Regions from separate parts of the Homo sapiens genome. Here region 1 is linked to region 2. The links are chromatin loops, found by intact Hi-C in ENCODE. Cell type or tissue: ascending aorta. All regions are shown on one strand. Each heading gives the region's core, and the rest is flanking DNA. Links, peaks and the distances in the headings are about the cores only.

Region 1 (2,907 bases), core at 177-2,676, 230 kb before region 2:
CACCTTTTATATCCTCCAACATTTCTAGTAAAATCATAACCATCCTCAATTTGCAACCACAGACTTCTGGGAATACAGCTATTATTGGCTCCAAACCCTCTCCTCTGTGATTCATAGATTGCTATCTGTGAGGGCAAGAACTTTGCATTTTATTCATCTTTGCATCCCCAGAGCATAGCATGTAATAATCATTTATTATTTATTTATTTTTTTTTTTATTTTTTTTTGAGACGGAGTCTCACTCTGTTGCCTAGGCTGGAGTGCAGTGGCACTATCTCGGCTCACTGCAACCTCCGCCTCCTGGGTTTAAGCAGTTCTCCCTGCCTCAGCCTCCTGAGCATCTGGGACTACAGGCACCCGCCACCAAACCTAACTAATTTTTGTATTTTTAGTAGAGTCAGGGTGTCACCATGTTGGCCTGGCTGATCTCGAACTCCTGACCTCAAGTGATCTGCCCACCTCGGCCTCCCAAAGTGGGGGGATTACAGGTGTGAGCCACTGCGCCAAGCCTAAATAATGTTTTCAAAAAATTTAAATTATTTCTCACAAACAATGTGCATACAGTTTGTTGTCTTTACTGTCTACCCCACACAACTGACCTGGTACCCCCTAGTACTCACATAATTCAGCTTAGAGATCAGTTCCTCAGGGATACCTTCTCTGATACCGGAGCTAAGGTCTGGGCCCCCTATTATGAGTTCAGAGAACACCTTAGGTTTAGGTTTCCACTTTATAGCACTTACTATACTTTTATTTATGTAATGTTTGTGTTCTGTACTGGAATAAGACCCCCAGGAAGTCTGTAACATCCTCTTATTCTCAGTGCTATTATTTATAATCAATGCCTAGGACACAATAGATGCTCAGTAAACATTTCCAGAATAAATGAGTTTTGATCAATAGCATTTTTGAGGCTAGTCTCCCTCTTTTTCTCATCCTCTACTGTACACAGTGATTTACATCCTTTCCAAACTGGTGTTTTTTTGTTTTGTTTTGTTGTTGTTTTTTTTTTTTCCCTACTGTCACTTTCCAATTCCTACCACCTACTGGTTGAACCCATGATGTCTTGGGGACTAGATGTCAGGGTGGCTACACATTTCCATTTTGGAGAGCAGTTTCCTATTTTTAGCACTTCTCCAGGGCTTGGACTGATAAGGCAGTGGAGTCCTTCTGCCCTCAGAACTTTGCCTTTTAACTTCGTTCCTTGGGAATGTGCCTGTCAGGCTCTGTGGAGAAGTTATTCCTCCTTTTGATGAGAAATTGAGACTACCTGAGCTCCTTCCCTGCTTTAAATGAACCACTAGAGGGGGCAGTGACCTGCTCTGCTGCTGCGCCTGAATTGCACCTGTAGGATATTAGGGTTAGATGGATCTTAATGACTTCCTGGGCCACCTTCTCCCATTTTCTAAACAAGTCCCTAAGGCTACAGACTTGGTCAGTGACAAAACTAGGCCTAGACCCCAGATCTTGTGCTTTCTCCTCCAGCATACTGCCTGCCTCCTGCCCTGCAGTCCTTGGAGGACTCTTGCAGGGTCTGGTCTACGGATATGGATCAAATTTTTTTTTTTTTTGAGACTGAGTCTTGCTCTATTGCCCAGGCTGGAGTGCAGTGGCATGATCTCAGCTCACTGCAGCCTCTGCTTCCCAGGTTCAGGTGATTCTCATGCCTCAGCCTCACAAGTAACTGTGATTACAAGGATCTGCCACCATGCCCGGCTAATTTTTGTATTTTTAGTAAAGACAGGGTTTCACCATGTTGGCCAGGCTGGTCTCCAACTCCTGACCTCAAGTGATCCGCCAGCCTCGACCTCCTAAAGTGCTGGGATTACAGGCATGAGCCACCACACCCAGCCAGCTATGGATCAATTTTGACAAGTCTGATTAACTCACCAAGAATTCCTTGGACCACCAATGCAATTATCCACATTGATTTATGAATGGTCCATAGCCACACATATGTGTGTGGGCTAAAGGGAGGAATAGCAAGAGGTAATGGAAATTATGCTCAATTCCACCACTTGTGGAAAACAAGATGTAATGGACGTTGCTAGCTATTGTCTTTTTGTCATCCAAGCAAGCTTTCTCATCACCCTTTATTCTGGTAACTGCCTTCCCTCCTCCTCACTCCCTTTGCAGAGGCAGGGGCCAGTTTCAGGTCTGGCTAATCACAGCTCTCCATTCCTTCCCACTTAGTAATGGTTCAGGGGAAGGTAAAAACTCAAGCTGACTTTATTAAAGTCCTTCCCTGAGATTTCTGAGTTTAAAAACAAGAGAAGCAGTGGTGTTTTCTCGGGGTCATGGTACCATAAGGATATGAAGTTAGAAGACTGTGACTATCTTTGTAACCAAACAAAGAAGACCTGCTATAGGAGCAGATCAGAGAGTTAAGCAGAGACTCAGAGAGAAAAGCTGGATGTAGAATTGAATCATGATCCCAATTCTTCAGCCCTGGAGCCAACATCTTTTTTCAGGTTCTTCAAGTTACCCTACTTTATTATGCCTGGCTACATGGGCCTATCAATTCCTTTCTTTTGTTTAAAGATAGTTGGAATTAGATTTTTATCATTCACAATGAAGAATTTTGATGAGAAATTCTAGAGGCCAAACATACCAAAAAATACCCCCTGTTTTAGGTTAACAGTTTGTCTGTAGTCACTGTGGGTGTAGGGTAATATCGCCTTTCCTCTGACCCTAAACTAAGGATGGATAAGCCTGAAGTCAGTCTTTCAGTATAAACCTCATGGGTGACTAGTGATCAGCTTTTTGTATTTCCTCACTATTGTCTGTCTTGGTCAGCTCAACCAGGAAGGACAAGTTGCTACTGAGGCCAAGAGCACAGGTCAGGTGGCTTAGTTAGTTCTTTGCTGTCTACAACACAAGACTTATTCCTCAAATATCCAGCTGTTT
Region 2 (2,907 bases), core at 134-2,633:
ACTGTGATGGCAGCCCCTACAGGCAGCCGTCGCAATAGTTAACCAGAAAATAACCAGAAAAATACAGGATTATGCCCTTGCAACTTCAATGTATCTTGGTGATTCAGGATTTTCTGCAGAGGGCACGTAAATGCTTGACATTCTCAGTAACACATCATAGTTCAGGAGGCAGCATTGCAGTTCCGCTGCCTAAATTCTGTTTGAGAAGTGGTGATGACCACCAAAGGGATCTTGTTTTTTTTTTTTTTTTCATTTGCTTTGTGAAATTGGTAAGTGGTTACAAGAGAAAATGCTAAAGAAATAAGTACACAGATGGTGTTCTAGAAGTGAATATAGACTGGGTGAGAATTGCTTCTTTCCTCAAAGGATTTTTGTGTTTGCTATTTTCAGGTCTTTTGGACCCATGCTTCAAGGGTCAAGTGTTAACTTTTCAGAAACAACCTTTAATGAGTCAGGATAAAAACCATCTGGTTCAGGGATTCTTCTTTCAAATGGAGGAAATTCAGAAGAGACGAGAAATTTCCCACCATTATAAGAATTCCACTGGAGGCATACTGAAGCAGCTCAGAAAATCAATGTATCCGCTCCTATCTTTCATTCCTTTTGTCTTCCTGCCCATCCATGAAAGGAAGTGAAAAAGAAATGTTGCAAAGAAGAATAGAGAGACGATAAGGTTTTCGTTCTACAGGCTGAATGTGCAAAATGTAAGCTCTCAAATGAGATTAAAAAAAAATGCAGCCTTGCTTATAAAAGGCGAATGGGTCCTGGACAATGCACTACAGACGCGGGTGCCTACAGGATGTCTTGAGGCAGGTGGGTGGAAGTGTGAGGAAGCCACCTGGAAGAGGGAGGACAGGGCCCAAATCAGACACAGCTCTCCATCCTCCCTAAACAGGCTCGCCTAAGTGACACTTCCTTGTGTCCCAGGAAGTGACGATCAGCCAGTGTAGATGTTGTGACTCGCGGGTCTCACCCACTCCGAGGGTGCTGCAGGGCGCCCAGAGCGAGACGTCTTCCGCCGGCCCCATTCCCGAAGAGGCCGCGCCGTCGGGGGCTGAGACCCACTTGTACTGAGTCTCCAGCCGCCTCCCTAGGCTGCTGGCGCTTCTAGGGGCTTCTGTGCTTTTTGCCAAACTCTGAGGGTGACCCTGAACCTAACGGCTCCCTAGAGAAGGAGACTGACAGAGGGCTCAGGCGAGGATAGGGATTGAGAAAGCGTGGAAACGGGGGAGGAGGAGTAGAATTTAAGAATGGTAAAAGTCCCGAGGTAGGAGAAAAGGAGGGGTAGGATCCAGGGTAGGATTGAATCCAATTCTTCTCCAATGAAACGGACAAACAAACAAACAAACAAACAAAAACAGAAAGAAAGAAAAAGAAAAAAAAAAGCCACTGATTCACATCAGCTCTCTCTCACCCTCAACCCGGCAAAAACCAAACACGAATAAAAATAAAACCACCAGAGGCTCTTAGACGACCGTAAACTCTGCGGGTGGGGCACGAAACAAAAATAAACACAGGGACAGGCGGGCAAGAGAGCGCGGGAGGAGGAGGAGGAGAAAAAGGAGGAGGAGGAGGAGGAGGAGGCGGCCCCGCATCCCTAATGAGGGAATGAATGGAGAGGCCCCCTCGGCTGGCGCCCGCCCACCCGGCGGCGGCCGCCAAGTGCCTCTGGGCGCTGCGTGCCGCGCCCGCTGCTCCGCGCGCAGCCGGCTCGGGCCGCTCCTCCTGACTGAGGCGCGGCGGCGGCGGTGGCTGTGACCGCGCGGACCGAGCCGAGACATTCGCGCCGGGGGATCGGGCGCCGCCGCCGCTGGGCCCCGGGCGCGTGGATGCGGCTGGGTCGGGCGGCGCCGTACACCTGAGGCGGAGAACGGGGCGCGGCGCGGGTGACGCTGTCAGGGCCGCGGTTCCTGACGCCCAGGCGCTCGCCAGGACGAGCCAGGCAGTGATTTGAGGCACCGGCTTCACCTTCACCCATGGTCCGGAGAGCCTAGCGGGGCTCGCCACCGCCTCCCGGCTCCCCTTCCACGCCTCATCCTGCCAGCCTCGCCGCCCCGCCAGCGCCGGGCAACCGCCTCGCCCGAAGCCCTCCCTCGTTACTGTCCGCATACCCCGGCGGCGCCGCCGCGGGAAGCGGCTCCCCCTCCTCTTCCTCCGCGTCCTCTTCCCTCTTTCCCCCGCCGGGGCCGCTTGTTGCACCGCCCCGCGGCCTGCGGGAGCCGCTCGCCCCGGCCTTGTGCTCGCGTCCGCACCCCTTTCCTGTCGCCCCCCGGGGCCCGCACCACAGCCCGGCCGGCGAGACCCCGGCCAGACCCCGCTGCCCGCACAAAATGTCGGCCCGGACGCCATTGCCGACGGTGAACGAGCGGGACACGGAAAATGTGAGTAACCGGAGCCTCCCTCGGGAGCAGTGGGGGCGAGACCCTCCTCTGATCCCCACTTCACCCGCGCTTGGGCCGTCCCCCGTGCCTCGGCGCGGCCACCCGCGGCAGGGTCTCCACCTGGAGCCCGGCGTGACCCTCACCCACTGCTCAGCCCTATTCTTCATTCCAACCCCATTTCGCTTGTTTCCCCTCAAGGGTGAGGGTAGGGAACCGTAAGTGGCGCCCTCTCGCTCGGAGGTGGTCCTCCAGGGGCGGATGGGGTGATGGAGGGCAGAGAAGCAGAATGGGATGGCAGAGTGGGCAGTCAGGATTGCTTTATTTCTACCTCTGCATTCTGTGCCCCCACCCGAATGAATGCTTGCTTTACAATAGCAGACGAGCCGGCTACCTCTCACACTCTTGCTTTTCTGGATCTTTCAATCCTTTGCACTCTCCCCTCCTCCCCCCGCATTGCCCCATGACTTTGCTTTTTGTAACATTGTGTCCACATTTTGGGTCATGGGCACCAAAGCGAGAAGGATGG

Evidence for each region. A loop is a pair of places that touch in the nucleus more often than their neighbours do. Peaks named below come from ENCODE experiments on the same cell type or tissue, not always from the same donor. Only the 100,000 strongest peaks of a DNase experiment are listed, where the experiment ranks them.
Region 1: a loop joins it to region 2, with 4 times the contacts of the local background. A loop is called at or near these places in 31 of 110 quality-filtered maps.

Annotation. Positions count from the first base shown.
Region 1 is chr1:220,295,121-220,298,027 of GRCh38, forward strand. No RefSeq gene overlaps it. Among named protein-coding and RNA genes, the nearest start is that of RAB3GAP2, 24 kb to the left of the region's middle. In ascending aorta, for the core only: a CTCF peak has its summit at 1,306 (motif pointing right); no DNase peak of the experiment used is centred there.
Region 2 is chr1:220,526,493-220,529,399 of GRCh38, forward strand. MARK1 (microtubule affinity regulating kinase 1) reads left to right here and starts at 1,644. Exons shown (of 18, transcript NM_018650.5): 1 at 1,644-2,381. The coding sequence starts at 2,331. RefSeq lists a silencer at 1,708-2,007. In ascending aorta, for the core only: no CTCF peak of the experiment used is centred there; DNase peaks (open chromatin) are centred at 939, 1,529 and 2,039; H3K4me3 peaks cover 1,968 bases; H3K27ac peaks cover 1,962 bases.